Regions from separate parts of the Homo sapiens genome. Here region 2 is linked to region 1. A link is a loop called in an ENCODE intact Hi-C map of the cell type or tissue named here. Cell type or tissue: mammary epithelial cell. All regions are shown on one strand. Each heading gives the region's core, and the rest is flanking DNA. Links, peaks and the distances in the headings are about the cores only. Region 1 holds the start of POPDC1 (popeye domain cAMP effector 1). Region 2 overlaps PREP (prolyl endopeptidase).

Evidence for each region. Peaks named below come from ENCODE experiments on the same cell type or tissue, not always from the same donor. Only the 100,000 strongest peaks of a DNase experiment are listed, where the experiment ranks them.
Region 2: a loop joins it to region 1, with 3.0 times the contacts of the local background. A loop is called at or near these places in 2 of 110 quality-filtered maps.

What each region holds. Positions count from the first base shown.
Region 1 is chr6:105,130,454-105,139,592 of GRCh38, forward strand. It overlaps POPDC1 (popeye domain cAMP effector 1), which reads right to left and starts at 6,704. Exons shown (of 8, transcript NM_001199563.2): 1 at 6,516-6,704; 2 at 2,899-3,135. The coding sequence starts at 3,124. POPDC1-AS1 (POPDC1 antisense RNA 1) reads left to right here and starts at 7,234. Exons shown (of 4, transcript NR_037157.1): 1 at 7,234-7,470. RefSeq lists silencers at 6,503-6,622, 6,633-6,742. In mammary epithelial cell, for the core only: a CTCF peak has its summit at 4,893; no DNase peak of the experiment used is centred there; H3K4me3 peaks cover 402 bases; H3K27ac peaks cover 395 bases.
Region 2 is chr6:105,314,401-105,323,539 of GRCh38, forward strand. All of the region lies in intron 10 of PREP (prolyl endopeptidase), which reads right to left. Among named protein-coding and RNA genes, the nearest start is that of PREP-AS1, 40 kb to the left of the region's middle. In mammary epithelial cell, for the core only: a CTCF peak has its summit at 3,631 (motif pointing right); a DNase peak (open chromatin) is centred at 4,481; H3K27ac peaks cover 1,101 bases.

The DNA.
Region 1 (9,139 bases), core at 3,514-6,013:
AAATTTATAGTTTTTTACAATATTGAAGAATTGTTTTCCAAAAGGTTTGTACAAATTTGCAATCCTACTAGTTAGAAATGCTAATATCAAGTTGTCAGTATAGTCATGTGTCACTTAATGACAGGGATATATTCTGAGAAACATTTCGTTAGATGATTTTGTTGCTGTGTGAACATCAGAGACTATACGTACATAAACCCAGATGGCATAGTCTACTACACTATAGGGTATAAACCAATAAAGTACAGCTTGTTACTGTATTGAATATTGAATACTGCAGGCAATTATAACACAATGGTGAATATTTGTATATCTAAATATATCTAAACATGGAAAAGGTGAACATGTGGTACTATATTATGGGACCACTTTCGTTATACGATGCATAACTGTATTATAAAATGTGAAAACTCCTAATTTGATAGTGAGGAATTATGTATACTTTATTTTGCATTTCCATGATTACTGGTGAGCCTGCATATTTTACCAAAATGTTTTAGCCATCTGAATTTTCCCTTGGTGATTATCCATTTATCTCTGAGAATCTTCCTGTGTTTTCTTATTGATTCTCTTACCTTATATAAAATATCCCCAGTTTCTTTTGATCAATTTTATGATAGGAGAGTTAATACAGTATATACATTTAAAATAAAACTATCATGAAGATATAAATCATTGACACACGCATACTCACAAAAGCTAACCACCCACTTTAAAAGTTACTCACTTGCAATTTTTTATTTCATAAGAATGATTTGATGCACCTGAATAAAGCCCAAAATGTAAAAATTTAAATATTCTTTAAGTAATATTTCATAGCAAATAGTGAAGCAATTTAAAATATTTTAATTTAAAGGAGACAAGGTATATAATGGGAGGATAGAGAAAAACTGGAGGACCTGAATTATAGTCCTGGTTTGGCCATTTTTTCTCCATCTTAATTTTGGATGGGTCATTTTACTTGTCTAGGTTTCACTTTTTAAAATTTTTTTTTCTTTTTTGAGACAGGGTCTTGCTCTGTCGCCCAGGCTGGAGTGCAACAGCCTCGACATCCCAGGCTCAAGCCGTCCTCCCACCTCAGTCTCCCAAATAGCTGGGACCACAGATGCATGCCACCATGCCTAGATAATTTTTAAATGTTTTGTAGACAGAAGGTCTCACTACATTGCCCAGGCTGGTTTTGAACTCCTGGCTTCAAGAGATACTCTCACTTCAGCCTCTCAAAGTGCTAGGACTACAGGCGTTAGCCACTATGCCTGGCCTAGATTTCTCTTTCTGCATTTACAGAATAAAGTGTTAGATTTGATAATATCTTTGGTTCATTCCACCTCCAAAACTCTGTCTTAAAATTCATAATTGATGTTTGCTTTTTTATAGGGTACGGTATTTTTTTTTCCATTCAACTCCCTGTTCCTACTGCTGTAATCCTCACCTTACTCACAGGTCACACAGCCACAGAGGTCCCACAAGCTTCTACTAACCTTCCAGCCTCTTTTTCCTTGTCATTTATCACTTTTTTTTTTTTTTTTTTGAGGCAGAGTCTAGCTCTGTCGCCAGGTTGGAGTGCAGTGGCACAATCTTGGCTCACTGCAACCTCTGTCTCCGGGGTTCAAGCAATTCTCCTGCCTCAGCCTCCCGAGTAGTTGGGATTACAAGTGCCTGCCACCATGCCTGGCTAATTTTTGTACTTTTAGTAGACACAAGGTTTCACCATGTTGGCCAAGCTGGTCTCGAACTCCTGACCTCAGGTAATCCACCCACCTCGGCCTACCACAGTGCTGGGATTACAGGCGTAAGCCACTGTGTCCAGCCCATTTATATTTTTAAGCACAATGCACTACTCTACGTTCACCCCAATATGCTCAATTTCCTTCTCTTCTGTGCTCTTTGTTTGGATACTATACCCATTTACTCAGATAAATCCTGCTCATCTTCCAAAATCCAGGTCCCATGTCACCTCCTCAGCGGGACCCTGCTCTGCCTTCCTACTAAGCCTATCACCTTCTCCGTGTCCCCCTGGATAATGGGTGCACACCTGCATCCCAGCATCTGATACGCCATACTGGGATTGCCCATCTGTTTCTCCACCAGCCCCCACAAGAGTGTCTTTCTCAAGGATGAAGACGGCCTTCCTCAGTCTTTGTCTGGACACATCACAGGTGCTAAAAAATGCACCTGAATAAATGGGCCATCAGGGAAATAATCACATAGAGAATAATTTGTCAAGAATCACTGGCTAATATAACAGATTCAATTGTTTTAATGTTCTGATGTGAATCAATTTAACTTGCTTCATCAGGGTTACTGGGACCAAAAAAAATTTGTTTTATTTGAACTACTGTATCTGGTAATTGTTTTTGTTCCCAATGTTTCTTTACTGCCCACAGCAAATATCTTTTCAAGTAATAATAGTTAAAACTATACAGTACTTACTATGGGCAGGCAATATTCCAAGTTAAATATATATATGACACACATTTAATTCACAACAACTTTGGGAGGTGGTATTATTTTTACCCTTATCTGATACATGAGGAAACTGAGGCAGTAGAAAGATTAAATCACTTGCCCAAGTTACAGTTGACAAGAAATAGAACCAGGATTTGAATCACACAATTTGGCTTTAAAGTTCATACTCTTACACATGAATGAATGTTCTGGTATCTGGAAAACCTAAACAACATATGAAAGCACATATAAACAAAGTAAGTAAGGGAGAGATATGGCATGTGAAGGCCTATGCTCTAAGCTAATTGATATACTGCTAATTCATTAACAAAGACTTACATTTTTTGGCTTGCTATGGGCCTGACAAAGAATACTCTGAAGCTCTCAATGTAAAGCCCATCTTATGTCAGTTACAGAAAAGTTACATAAAGTATCAGTTAGGTATCTTACCTAGAGTTAACATTCCCCTAAGAAATATCATATGAAGGTGAAGAGTAGTTGGAATAACCAACCCAACTGCAAAACAAATATTTGCTACATGAAAAACCAGATGATGTATCTCTCTCCAGTTTTCACAAGTGGTCTTATTGGAAGGCACAGGTATGATACTTTCTAACTCAGGTGTAAAACCTATGGCAGTTGATTCTCTCAATGGGCTGGACTCTGTATAATTCATTTTGAAAATTCCTGTAAAAACAAGTAAACAAAAGTAAAATCGTAAAAATGGCAATTGTATCTTTTTACCTTCATAGGTATTATACCAAAATTATTTCTGTGAATTAAATAGACTTCTCTAGTGCTTATGAATTAGACAGACCCAGATTCAAATCCAACTCTGTCACATATTAAATGTATTCAGTTCCTTACCTGTTAAAAGATGGTAATAATACCTCATTTGCCTTATGATCAAATGAAATGAAATACATAAAATACTTAGCATAGTGCAAAACTATTCCCTCATAGGCACATATATACGTATAAACACTTGTAGGGAAGGGAGGAGTGAGGGAATTAGTCTTTAAGATAATCACCAATGTTCATAAACCATGGTAATTACAAAGTTATTTAGTCTAGTCTTCCATCAAATTCCCACTGGTGACTGAATCCAAACACAGGAAAAATAACTAGAAAACTAATTATTTGAATACTTAAAAAATATGAATACCCTCACATCTATTTGAAGGCTTAGGATATTTAGAAGGCTCTATTTTTATACCACCATTAAATCACTGTATCATACATACATAATACATTATCATATATGCAAATAATATATAGCCATATAAACATTTATATATACACAGAGAGATACAACATGAAACTTTTATTGTCTTATTTAAATCTCTACTTTATTTCCCATAATAATTCTACCTGGTAGCATATCACAAATTTAAAAGTAGTAAACTTCCAGTTTACTTATACATATGAAAATCCATAGCAAGTACATTTAAAGAATATACATTTTACACATGCTTATATAAAACCATTTCCTATGTTACCTGTCTTCGGTCTCCGGTCCTTAAAAAACACTCTATTATTAATTGCACAAATTTGGTCCTTGCCAAACACTATGTAGGTTTACAGATTATATGAATTATTCTGTTTCAGCAAAATTCCAAATGGGGACCCTAAATACATTTAAATTTAGAAATATGTATTTCTTTCAAAATAAGGTCATGCAATTAATCTTACTCTTCTACTGCTTGTTCTTAACATACTAAAGGTTTTAGGTAGTAGAATAATTAATTGGTACAAAATGGGTATTTTGAAAGGATGTTAACAGACAAATGTGAAAGAATTCCACAGCTTAAAGATGATAAAAAACAAGCACACCAATTTACAAATTGTGAATGAAATGATCAAGTCAACTGAAGATCTTTTTACATAATTCTGAAATAGCTCATAAATATTAATAGTAATAGTTGACTTAGATATTGATTTGCTACAAAAAGGAAAGAAACAAAAATTCACCTATTTTCCAAATGTCTGAAATCAGCAAATATATAAGCCTATCAGGATGGCGGGGGGGAAGATCATTATTTTAATAACTCCATTTATACAAAATTTGCTTTTCAAGGCCAAACGAGAATGAATCTCGTAACTTCTGCAGGACAGAGAATGATATGAGGTATCCTCTATCACTCATAACCCAACATCACCTACCCTAGCATTACATAGGTTAATAATAACTATCATTTCGACAGCACTGTAGAATGTACCTACACTCCCATTGTCCTGTTTGTCCTCTAGGAGGCAGGGACAATGTTTATTCATCTATGTACTTCCAAGGCCTAGCCTCTGTAGAGAAGGCCACTGAGACAGGGATGAAAGCCACTCTGAAGGAACGTCAACCTGATAAACACTTTCAGAAATCACTGTTCCGTCTCCCCAGATCTCAGTAATAAAGCCAGAGGAGTGCCTAGCCTTCCTGAGGTTGAGTGAGGTTCTACACCACAAGCCACCAGGGTGCTACATAAGCCAGGGAAAGCCACTTCTGCTCCTCGGGTCTGTTTCTTCCTTGGAATAGGGAAAACTTTAATAGCCTATGGTTCTATAATACACATTTACATAATCAATCAATCAATACATGTTGCCCCTCGAGTTCACCCAATTTCACCTGTATTGCCTATTAATCCACTATAATTCAATATCAGGCTTTTACAAGTTCTTAAAGTGACACTAAAAGTACCAATTTCTGGTCCAAGAAAAATGACAGGAAAACTACTATTATGACCCAAGAACCAGAAAATATTATTAGCAGTTTTTAGAAGGTACGGTCATCCTAAACATGTTTTGACGCACGACACCTTATTAAAGAGAGAGAGAGATATATATAGATATATGTATCTATATATCTATATAATTGTCTATTGTGAAATGCCAGTTACCTATTGTCGAAAATATTGATCAGATCAGTTTACTTTGATTACCACTTAATCGTTAAGTGGCTTACACTTAACAATTCTTATACAGAGAATAGGTGGAAAGAGAAAGGTTAGACTGCTAAATTGGTAAACTTTTCAGATTAATTTTGACTAAATCAAGAGAAATTATTTTTCCCTCATCAGATCATCAAAGTTGAAGTCCTTAAATTACCTATACTAGTAAAGTTTTGTTTATCGTTTTTCAAATAGGTGATTGTAGGGCTAAATAGCTAAATGCTGAAACTAACATTAAACCTCTACCAAACTAAAAAAATGAAAAAGATAACTGCAAACGAGCGTCTTGCTAGTCGAGTTAATTCATTCTGTAATTCTAACTGAATCTTCGCACATCTCCCGAATGGCAAATGGCATTACATTGCTAAGAGTCTTTTCGCACTTATTCATGCTTCAAAGCAGGCAGTTTCTGGGACTTGTCTGGCCAACAACCCGTTCCCAAAGGCTCGGGGAAGGAGGTTGCGGGTGGGTGGCGCGGACCTCGGGTCCCCAGCCATCGGCGCTCTCCCGGGGCCCTCTGACCTCGCTCCTTAAAGGAGGAGGGTCCGTGGCAACGGTCCTCCTCGGCCAGGCGCTCTCGGGACGCGGGGGTGAGGAGTGAGCGCCGTGGCCCACCCTACTCTCCGAGCGGGGACGGAGTGGGCGACACCGCGCGCCCGGCTGCACGCAGGCTCTGCGCGGCTCGAGGCGGCCCTACAGGGGGCGAGGAGGAACCCCGGAGACTCGGCGGAGAGAGCAGAGACGGAGCTCACCAAGGGGCTTGCCGCCGCAGAGCGCGGGAGCCGGCACTCGGTGGGGCCGAGGGCCCGGGGACGCTGGGGCTGCCTGACCTGAGCGGCGGCCGCTGACCGTTGAGGGTCTCTGTGGCCGCAGCGCCCAGACCCGGGGAGAAGGGCGGCCTCCAAGGGCCGGGAGCCCCTCGAGGGCGCGGCCAGCGAGGAGGGACAGAGGGCGGCGCCCCCGGCTGCCCGGGCGCGTAGAACAAGCAGCTGCCGCCAGGGCCGACAAAGTTGCTCCCCGAGGGGCTGAGATCCAACTTTCGCTTCCCGATTTAGCCAGGGGAGCGCGAGGCCGCACACAACCCGGCGCGGGGGGAAAGCCGGCTGCAGCTGCGCCTCCCATCCTTACCCGGCTGGTCCCTGGCGGGGAGCCTGGGCAGCGCCGACCAAAGTTCGGAGCGGCAGCTTCGGGGCGCGGGACGCGGGGCACACGGGCTCAGCTGCTCGACGGGAGCCCGACGCGCGCTCCTCGGCGGGTCGGCGGGTCCGGAAGCTCCGCTGCCCGGGCCGGGTCCCCAAGCCCGCAGCCGCTTTGACTAAAATAGGCATCGCGACGGCGGCGGCAGGCGGCGGCAGCCAGGGCTGGGGCCGCACCGCGCACGCGCATGCGCCCGCCGCCCCGCGCCCCCCGGCGGGCGGAGCCCGGCGCCGCGGCCAGGATTTCCCACCTCGCTCCCGCGACTCCGCTGCGGGTCTGCACACCCGAGGACTCGGTTTGAAACGCCCGCTTATTTATTTTCTTGTCGCCTCGCTACAAGATTCTATCCTTGTTTGGGCATGAGTGGGGGGCGGCAGTCTCGTGGGACCGGCGGCATTCGTCGTTCCTCCTTACGGGGATAATTCGAGAAGTGCGGTCCGGGTAGGGAGAGAAATCAGGAGAGAAAATGAGAAAGAGAATCCTCGTTTCCCCTCAAAGTTGGACGACCCACTCGTATATCTCCTTTTTGGGAGATTCGCCCATAACTCAGCACAAACAGGGAATAGCCCGGAAAGCGCGCGAGTTCCCGTCCGATTGTGGCGGGGGAGGCTGAACGTTTGGTCCACACGGGTGCAGGACGCGGGGGTCAGGCCTCCTGCTGCGGAGGAAGAGGGGGAAGAGGCCGCGCGGGAGGGACTTCTGACACGCGCCACTGTTTTTGTTTTCAAACAGGGGTACTTAACCGAAACTAGCAATCCCAGGCGGTACAAGGCCCTCCATCGTAGGCAAAGCACTACCTGAATGTAGATTTGGGCCATACGTTGGAAAATAAGACATGAGAGTATGCTCCGATCAACTTTTACTGTTCACTGGACAACTATTTTGGGTAAGAAAAGCAAGGAAACTTAATAAAGAATTGGCGTTGTTGGGAGTTGTCTTGTAGGACAATAGAGGAAGGTTAGATGGGTACCCAGTTTCCACCAAAAGTGTCCCATTATTGGTTAAAATTGGCATCAGTTATTAGATTATGAGATCGTTCATGCATGTGAAATGTGATCTCAATATAAAAAATACCACCACCGATTGTGTGAAGGTACATTATAAAGAGTACCTGGAGGTGCACACTGGACAAGTCTCTGGTTGAAGAGATGGTGCAGCCTAGTAAGAAAGAGCATGGGCCTTGATGTCACACAAGCCGGGTTTGAATACTCCCTCTCCTACCAGTTTACTGTGTGACCTTGGAGAAGTTACCTAGCCCTTCTGTGCCTCAGTTTCCTTTTTGGAACATGGGGATAATGATGATGATGATGATGATGATGATGATAATTATGATAATTGTACCTGCACTTCATAGTATAGTTTTGAGGACTAAATGGTGTAATTATATATAAGGGTCTTAAAATGGTGTTTGGGACATAAGTTCTATGTATATATATTGTATTTATAAAACTCCTTTTCTAATACGTCTGAACTTTCCTATAACCATAAAAGATTACTTTTTGAGATTACTTCTTTAGAGTCTGTTTCTTTCTAGATGCTCTGCCAGCCTTTTTTTTTTGAGGCAGAGTTTCACTCTTGTTGCCCAAGCTGGAGTGCAATGGCGCGATCTGGGCGCACTGCAACCTCCGCCCCCCGGGTTCAAGCGATTCTTCTGCCTCAGCCTCCCCAGTAGCTGGGATTACAGGTGTGCCCACGTCCCTACCAGCTGTTTTGATAGCTACCACTAAATACATTTTAAGGTGTGGGTATACATGTGTGCGTAAAGACTTAACTACACAGATGTTCACTGGAGGGTGAGTTATAATAATGAATATTGGAAATAGCCTAAATTCTAACCACAGGGGACTAAGTAAATTATAGAACATCCAGACAGTCTTGTTTATGAAAGAGCATGGGCCTTGATGTCACACAAGCTGGGTTTGAATCCCCCCTCTCCTACCAGTTTAAACAGCCATTAAAAATAAAAAACATAGAAACAGACTCTATGTTTAAACAACCATTAAAAATAATTTCTAGAAAGATATTATAGACATCATAATAATGTCTACTAATTATATAAAGCAAGCTATGCCCCCAAAACCCCAGCCCACTGCCTGTTTTTGTATACCCATTTTTACATTTTTTATGGTTGGAAAAAATCAGAAGAAGAATATTTCATGATATGTGAACATTATATAAAATTCAAATTCAGTGTCCATAAAGTTTTATTGGAACCCAGTCACGTTCATTTTTATGGCTGCTTTCATGCTGCCAGTGCGGCTTTGATTAGTTACAAGAGAAACCTTATGGCCCACAAAGCCTAAAATGTTTACTCTCTGGCTCTACAGAAGAAGCTTACTGATGCCTCACATAGAGTATACTTTGTGTCAGGCAGTGTTATAAGTAACTTAGATATATTGTCACCTATTACACACCCACTCCTTACCTTCAGGATAGGATACCTGTAAGGCATGTAGATCTTATAAAGATTGCACATTTTTATGAAAAGAGCACTGAATTAGTTATCATAAGATTTGAGTTCTAGCCTTTCACAGAGTCTGTGTTTTCTTTGAGTC
Region 2 (9,139 bases), core at 2,460-4,959, 180 kb after region 1:
CTTTCAAAACTGGTGTGAAGCCTCTCAAGCCCTGCCACTGATTTATCAACAAAGTTTATGGAATATTCTAAATTCTTTGTTGTCATTTCAACAATGTTCACAGCATCTCCAGCAGGAATAGATTCCATCTCAAGAAACCAATTTCTTTGCTCATTCACAAGAAGGCAACTCCTCATCCATTCAAATTTGGTCATTAGATTGCAGCAATTCAGTCACATCTTCAGACTCTACTTCTAATTCTAGATCTCTTGCTATTTCCACATCTGCAGTGACTTCCCCCATAGAGGTCCTGAATCCCTCAAAGTCATTCCTGAAGGGTGGAATCAACCTCTTCCAAACTCATGTTAATGTTGATATTTTGACCTCCTCCCATGAATCATAAATGTTCCTCATGGCATCTAGAATGGTGAATCCTGTCCAGAAGGGTTTCAATTTACTCTGCCCAGATCCATCCATTTGTAAGGCAACTACAGCCTTACAAATGTAGTCAAAATTACTCCTTCATCCATGGGCTGCAGAATGGATATTGTGTTAGCAGGTATAAACACAACATTCATCTCTTTGTACAGCTCCATCAGAGCTCTTGGGTGACTAGGTGCATTGTCAATGAGCAGTAAATATTTGGAAAGGAATTGTTCTAAGCAGTAGGTCTCAACAGTGTGCTTAACAGATTCAGTAAACCACTGTAAGCAGATGTGCTGTCATCCAGGCCATTTCTAGAGCACACGCAGAGTGAATTTAGCACAATTCTTTTTTTGTTTGTTTTTTCGTTTCTGTTGAAGAGACAAAGTCTTGCTCTGTCGCCCAGGCTGGAGTGCACTGGTGCAATCATGGCTCACTGAAGCCTTGAACCCCTGAGCTCAAGTGATCCTCCTGTCTCAGCCTCTTGAGAAGCTAGAACTACAGGCACATGCCACCATGCTTGGCTAATTTTTAAATTTTTTGTAGATAAATTTTGTATGGGATTGCACCACATTGCCAGGCTCATCTTGAGCTCCTGGCCCGAGAGTTCCTACTGCCTTGGTCTCCTAAAGCATTGGGATGACAGGCATGAGTCACTGTGCCCAGCTAATTTAGCACAATTCTTAAGGGCCCTAGGATTTTAAGAATGGTAAATGTGCACTAGCTTCAACTTAAAATCACCAGCTGCATTAGCCCCTAATAGAATCAACCTGTCCTTTGGAACTTTGGAACTTTGAAACTTTGGAACTTTGAAGCCAGGCAGACTTCTCTTTAGCTATGAAAGTCCTAGATGACATCTTCTTCCAACAGAAGGCTGTTCTGCCTATATTGAAAATGTTTTAGTACAGCCACCTTCATCAATTATTTTAGCTAGATCTTCAGGATAACTTGCTGCAGCTTCTACATCAGCACTTGCTGCTTCACCTTGAACTTTTATGTTGTGCAGATGGCTTCGTTCCTTAAACTTCATGAACCAACCTCTGCTAGCTCCCTAATGTTCTGCAGCTTTCTCATGTCTTTTAGTCTTCACAGAACTGAAGAAAGTTAGGGCTTTGCTATGGATTAGGCCTTGGCTTAAGGGAAGGTTGCAGCTGGTTTCATCTTCTATCCAGACCACTCAAACTTTCTCCATATCAGCAATAAGGCTGTTTTGCTTTCTTACCATTCATGTGTTCACTGGCATAGCACTTTTTATTTCTTTCAAGAACTTTTCCTTTGCATTCACAAGTTGGCTGTTTGGTGCAAGAGGCACCTATAGCTTTTGGCTTATTTTGGCTTTTGACATACCTTCCTCACTAAGCATAATAATTTCTAGCTTTTGATTTAAAGTGAGAGATGTGCATGTTTTCCTTGCATTTGAACATTTGGAGGCCACTGTAGGGTTATTATTTGGCCTAATTTTAACAGTGTTATGTCTCAGGGAATAGGGCGGTCTGACGAGAGGGAGAGAGATGAGGGTATAGCTGACGGATGGAGCAGTCAGAACACACACAGCATTTTTCAGTTAAGTTCACCACCTTCTATGAGCGCATTTGTGATGCCCCAGAACAATGACGATCGTCACATCAAAGCTCACTGTGATGTAATAATGAAAAAGCTTGAAACATTGTGAGAATTATCAAAATGTGACAGACACGAACTGAGCACATGCTGTTGGGAAAATGGTGGTAACAGACTTGTTCAACACAAGGTTGCTTCAAACCTTCAGTTTTTAAAAAACGAGGAATCTGCAAAGTACAATACAATAAAGCAAAATAAAACGAGTTATGCCTGTATGACATAAATAAACTAATGGAAAAGGCAGTAAAATCTCCATTAATATGTAACAAGGAGACTAGAAGTGAACATTAACATTCATTATAAAATATTTAGTATTTAAAACTATTTATAAAACAAGTCATTAAATAAATCATATTTACAAATCATAAAAATATAAATTTGTGGTCCCTCATTGTCTTCCCTTTTACACTGAGTATTGTTATCTAATAGGTTCTGTAAGGATCTACAAAGTAATCACAAGATACTTACATGGTGTAGAAACTATAGTTTTTAGAGGTAAGAAAGCTTAGGGATTTAGAGGCCATTTAGTCTAATTAATTTTTTTTTTTTTTTTTAGAGATAGGGTCTTGCTGGAGTGCAGTGGCACAATCATAGTTCACTGTAACCTTGAACTCCTGGGCTCAAATGATCATCCTGCCTCAGCCTCCTGAGTGGCTAGTACTACAGTTGTATACCACCGTGCCTGGCTAATTAAAAAAAAATATATATATTTTTTTGTAGAAATGGAGTCTTGCTATGTTACCCAGGCTGGTCTTGGACTTTTGGTCTCAAGTGATCTCCCTGCACCAGCCTCTCAAAGTGCTGGGATTCCAGCTATAAGGCACTGTGCCTGGCTAACATGTTTATTTAAGAGGTGAAAAAAAAATCCTGAGCTATAGCGAGAATAACTTATCTTGATAACAAAATGTGCAGGATTAGCATAGATCTGGAGTTGTAAGTTCTAGTCTTGGCTCTGTCAACTGTTAACAGTGTAACCTCTGTTAATACACTTACACTGACTGAATTTTAGTTTCCTTGTCTGTAAAATAAGAGGGCTCCATTAGATGAACTCTAATGTACGTGCAATTGGAAGGCATATAACTTGTCCTGAGGCCAGAATCATATTAGTGGAAAAACATACCACCTAGGAAAAAGCAAAGGAGGCAGCTATGAAATTAGGGACCTGATTACCTTTCTGTAGGTGGGTTCGTGCCATGCTTCCATTCCAAACACCAGGCCCAAGGATGGACTGTGTCCACATCCTGCTCAGGGACTGTGAAGGAGGGCAGTTGGGAGTTGGTCACCCCAGGCAAGATGCTGACTTAGCAGAGAATCAAACACCTGGAGAGCCATCTGGACACTAGCTTACACAGCTTCCTCACCGTGCCAGGCAATCCCTCAGAGTCCATCCTAATGCCCAAATATTCCCATACGCTTGCATCACGCTTCATGTTCTAGAAACAGTATTAAATTTCTTTCTCCAAGGGAGGAGTGCCTCCTTAACAGGTGCTTCTGTCTTTGTAGTATGTGATTTCTGCTGTCAACAATTACAGTATCTGAAAATTCTATTTTTTAGGAGCCTTCATTTTTCCAATCCTGATCCTGAGATTTAGGTACCTGGCCACCAGGTGGCATTTGGGTGCCCTGATCTCAGGGTCTACACCAAAAAGCTCTTGCCAAAGGCCTTTTTTTGCCTTGTGTGGCAGACTGCTAGTTGTCCCGCAATATCTATCTATTCCTCCTGTTTCCTTGATAAAAAGGCCCTAATTTTTAGCTAGTCACATTTTTTTTTTCTGGGAATAAAACTACATCTCAAAACCTCTTTGCAACCGAGTGTGAGTATGTTTTCACCAATAAGACATAAGCAGATAGAGGATGCAAGTCACTTCCTAACAAACATCTTTATAAGCCAGCTGACACATACCCATTCACCATATCATAGGTTATGTAGTCTCAGGTTGCTGCAGAGTAATGTCCTCTTTTAGACATGGTAGAGAATTTATGTACAGTGGAGCAGAGACTGCAGCAACTACAGACTTCAGCCACATAACTTACTTCTCTATTATAAGACAGCAAGAAAACAGACTTATCTTCCAGAGTCACACAGCTGGTATCCAGAGAAGGAGAAAGGGATACAAGTATGTACACTCTGAATATGAACACTACGCTCTCAAGCTAGAATGCCTGCATGATGGGGGAAATTCTAAAGTAAAATATGTTGCCATGAAGCGTAATATCAGAAATAACACAAATGCTCAGGCAATAAATCAGCAAGAACCGATACCAATTCAAGCAGTTTCCTAACCATATGAAAATAGAGTGACCCCTCAGAAAGTTTCTTTTTGAAAATGCTGCCCCATTCACTCTTCACTAAAACGTTCTGAAAATTTCTGACCTATACCCAATCACACGAACACGCTGCTATGGGAAGACACTGCCACTCGTTCACTAGTCAGCTCACCAAGGATGTGGATGAGTCAACACTCAAAAGCTGCATGTGTCATGAACTTGGCGCAGAAGTTAATGAGTATTGAAACACGAATTAATGTTCTGAAAATATGTTCTTTGAATGGCAAAGCCTATATGCTAGCAAGCACAAATCAGCTATCACTAAGATTAGAAAAATCTGAATTAAAGGGAAAAAAAATCCCACTCCCTCCACCCCAAGGCATGTTGGTAAAGCCAAAGATTCTTCTTACTTTAGCATTTTGGCTCGGCTGCAAAGCAAACCGCCTTAGGGATGTTACTGATGTTTCATATGTACTATAGCAGGTAATCCCCAGAAAAGCCAAATTCCTATTAAGTATAAGAGAACAACAGTAAAGATAATAAAATCAATGTTAACTACTTATAAAATCTTTATTATTTTTCCTTTGTATTAAGTTTGCTCCCCTTCTTAAAATATGAGTACTTGGATTCTCTTAATTTATACTGACTTTTATAAAATGTAGATGCTTGTTAATGGAGTTGATTCAGGGTATAGACTCAGTTAAGTGTTCTTTTCAGGTCTATAAATTTTGTCTTTCATTTTGCAAGAAGAAAAGCCAATCTCTAGCTGGCTGAACAATGATGAAACACTGAGGAATCAAAGTGTATTTTTGCTACATTAAATTCCTTTGTGACACCACATTCAACCACAGTACACTATTCCATCAACTGAGAAGTGCCCCAGGCAACCATCGCACAGGGTACTGAGAGTAGGATTATTATTTTCTTGAATTTACTGTAACAAAAAAGCAGAAGCAGTCTTTGAACAAAGGGCAGTGGTAAAATTGTTCAGGAATCTCAGTGGGGAACTGGGCATTAAAAAACACCCATTCCCTCAAAGCCCTGCCCAACTTCCATCCCTCCTGTGAAGGCTTCCTCCTTTACCCAAGCCAGGATGGCCTCTGACCACCACAGCACTGACCGAAGCCTGTGCCTTTCCCCTGACCACTGTGATAACATCCTTGGGTTCTTCAATCTTTTCACATCTGTATGTTTCAACTTTCTAGTCAGGGGCAGTGCTTATGTCTGGAATTTCTTTGTATTCAAACAGTACCTGGCGTTGCATATCATACTATGAATATTTATTGATAGGCAACATTTAACTATCATTTCCCTATTACTTCACTTTGTTTAAAATGAAACATATTGCTGACTGTAAATGTAGACAGATTTTTCAGGTAAATTCACTTACCACCAAATCTGTTTTACAAATATAATTTCTATGTTCAATATTTCAACTTCTTTTTAAAAGACAATGGCACACAAATTTTAATCAATATTACGTGGTTGTATCATTCACAATAAAAAGCAGGAAAAAGATGAATCAATTGCAGATTTGATAAACCTATCTAAAACTGAATTCTTATCTGTGTTCCAGATTGGAAGATAAACTGACAGTGTTTCTAGGATCAGATTTTCAAAACTGTATTTCTGGTACAGATCAATTTTCTACCCACAGCTATAATCAGGAATGGATGAAGGCTGTGTAGAGAGCAGCTCTGTTTTGTGTCTGTCTGTAAAATATGACACCAGATCCCTCACCTTCCCAGTCGAGATGCTCAGGGTCTTAAGGGAATATATTAACAGATCACACAAAGAGGAGCACTCTGTGGCTCATTTAGCCATGTTTCTTTGGCCCTTCTCCTTCTCCTTGGCTGGTCTATTTTATCAGCTACACCACCAGGTAGGCAGTGCCATTAAAAGAGGTTCTTGGTCATAGTGTTGACTAACCATGCACAGTAATCTGTGCTGCAGTATTCACATCAAAATGATAATATGCCTCACGGAATGAACAAAGAAATGAAACATAGCCTGGGAGATAAGATACTCTTTTCAAGTCACCTATGAGGTAAATACAAACCCCAGGGTCAAGTGGAATCAAAAGTAACATTATCCTAAAGTAATTGAAAATGAAAATAAAATGTAATAGAAGCAAAAATGTGGCTTCTATTACACACCTTTAGGATGCTTTCCATTCATCCACAAATCCCTCTCCAGAGTCTGCTTTTTACAATGGGAGGTCATTGTTGGCAACACTGCCAAGAGCCTAATCAAAATGTGAGAACATCTGTCACGCTCTCATTGCATGTCAAAGCTCTGCTGCACACATACACTTGAATCTAAACCACTGCACAACAGATTTTAAGCCATACAAGTCAATGATGTTGTGACATCATATTGTGCTTCAAAGGCACCTTTTACACAACGAAAGAATTCTATTTTAATAACAGTACTACGTGTATGAGGTATATAATCAGTAGATACAAATCTTCTATTGGCATTATACATACAGGCTATACCCTGTTTATGGGCAAAGTTGCATTTTCTAAATATGGAAATGAAGAGCAACGCATTAAGATCTGTACTATCCAGGTACTGTTTAAATATTTATCATGAGTCTTTTTATTCCTCCTATTACAGCAGTACAAATAAAAAACTGTAAGTATTTAAGAGGCTCAATGCCCGGAACTTTTGTTTGGGAAGTGGAGAGCCAGGTACAGGGAAATTCTGGGAGAGTTCCAGTGCCACAGGCACCTGGCAGCGCCGAAGCGCATGTTCTCCACGGTTTAACCTGGACATTCCAGGCTGCTATGTATGTGGCTGTTAGGTTTGTATTCCACAGAAGCACTTTCTTAGCTGCCATGTTTTATCTTTTCATTTGTAAATGAAAACAATATATATTAGGTGGTAACTAGCTTGTCATCTATAAAGAATATTACCATTATCAGAATAGGAAAAAAAAGCCATCTAATAGAGGAAACACCCCAATCATACTAAGCAGTAAGAGATATTTCCCTGGAAGAAGCGGCCTCCCTGGCAGTTGTCATTATTATAGGGGTCCTTCCCTTTCCCAGACTCCAAAGGCAATTATACACTTGGGTACTAAATGTCTGTGGGAAGTGGAAAAAAGGGGAAAACAGTATCTTTTTTTACACAGAGCTGAGCCCCCTCATAGACATGAGAAGATTAGGATCTCTCTCGTGCAACCCTACCCCGTCCTACCTAGGGCAGCTGAGAGTGTGCTCTTGAGAGCAGAGGAGAGAACACTTGCTGGGTGCTGCCTGGGTGTCCCTGACATTCCTGATAGGAGAGGCACACCTATCCTTGCTGGGGATACCCAGGCAAGGACCAGAACAAGGCCCTGAGAAAACCAAATGTCACAACTGATAGGGACACATTTTCTACAAATTAGAGGAAAAAAAAGAGCAAAGAATGCCAGACTAAAAGTGAACAGATGTTAGAAAATTGGTATAGGATGAGGGTGAATTTATGAACCATGAAAATACCAGACAGGGGCTACAGGCCCCTACAGGATCTCCCTCCAGGCAATGGCTCACCATGAAAACAAAATAAGCAGCAGCCAAATAAATAGGAAACTAAAAGTCTGTTACATTTATTTCTAACGTTGATTGAAAAAAATAGATTATATTCTATTGCCAGATCTTGAATATACCTTATCTCTTAATAATCCCACAGGAATCCTAAAAAACAGATACTATCAATCTCTACTTTACAGTTGAAAAAACTGTGGCAGAAAGGTTAAATGACTTGCCCCACGTGGATTTCAGGCCTGTCTGACAGAGCTTCTTGACCCTGTATGTCTTCTCGGCCCTGTATGTCTATCAAGAATGTTGTACTTTTAAATGCTATTTACATAGATGAAGATTCTGCAAACTTTTTCTTAAAGGCCATATATTAAATATTTCAGGCCTTCTGGGACATAGAGTTTCTGTTGCAACCACTCTAAGTGCCAAAGCAACCACAGGCAATATGTAAACAAATGGGCATGTGTTCTCCAATAAAACAGGAGGCCAGTTTGCCAACTGCTGATGTAGAACAGGGGCTGATAAATCATAGCTCTACACCAAATCCAGCCCACCACCTGTTTTAGTAAACAAAGCTTTATTCATGATCTAGATGTAGCCTATCATCTAGACCATTTCTAGACAATTGAAGGGTAATTCACCAAGCTATAATAATGCCCTAGTTTCACAGAAACATTGTGGGGAACATCCAGCGCTCTTTATTCTCATCTTCCTTCACAAACAATGTTCTGATTCCTAATCTGTGGCCTGTGTGGTCCAGCCCTCCAGGTGGGAGGGGCCTTGATAAACACCTGGTGCCCTATTGGTGACCTCTCATTGCAAAGGAACAGAGACATTCTTCGTCATCATCAATCAACCAGTGATTCAGTTTCTGGAAGACTCAGTACCCTTGGGGAGCTGAAAAAACAAAAAAGGAGATTCTTAACCTGAAAAGATGGTGGCCAAAGACGAAGCTTGTGGTGACATGACAATTAATTAATTTATTCATTCAAATGTTTTATTGAGTGTCTACTCTGTGTCATGCAGAAATGCACATGAACTTCAGACTAAAAACACTGACTCACAGCACTTAAGTCCATACTTTACATAGAGCAAATCCCCATGTTATTTACAACACCAAAAGACCTGAGCTAGAACACAAACCATATTCAAGCAAGCAGATTGACACAGACAGAAATGTTACAATAGGAGCCCCAAGAGAAAGAACTCCAGCTTCCTGTCAAGAGTAGCAGCCATAGGAGCAGAACCTGCAGGCTATGGGAGGGCAGCGACTATGCCAGCTCACTGCTGAATCCTGAGTGTTTGGCTCAATGACCGTCAACCGT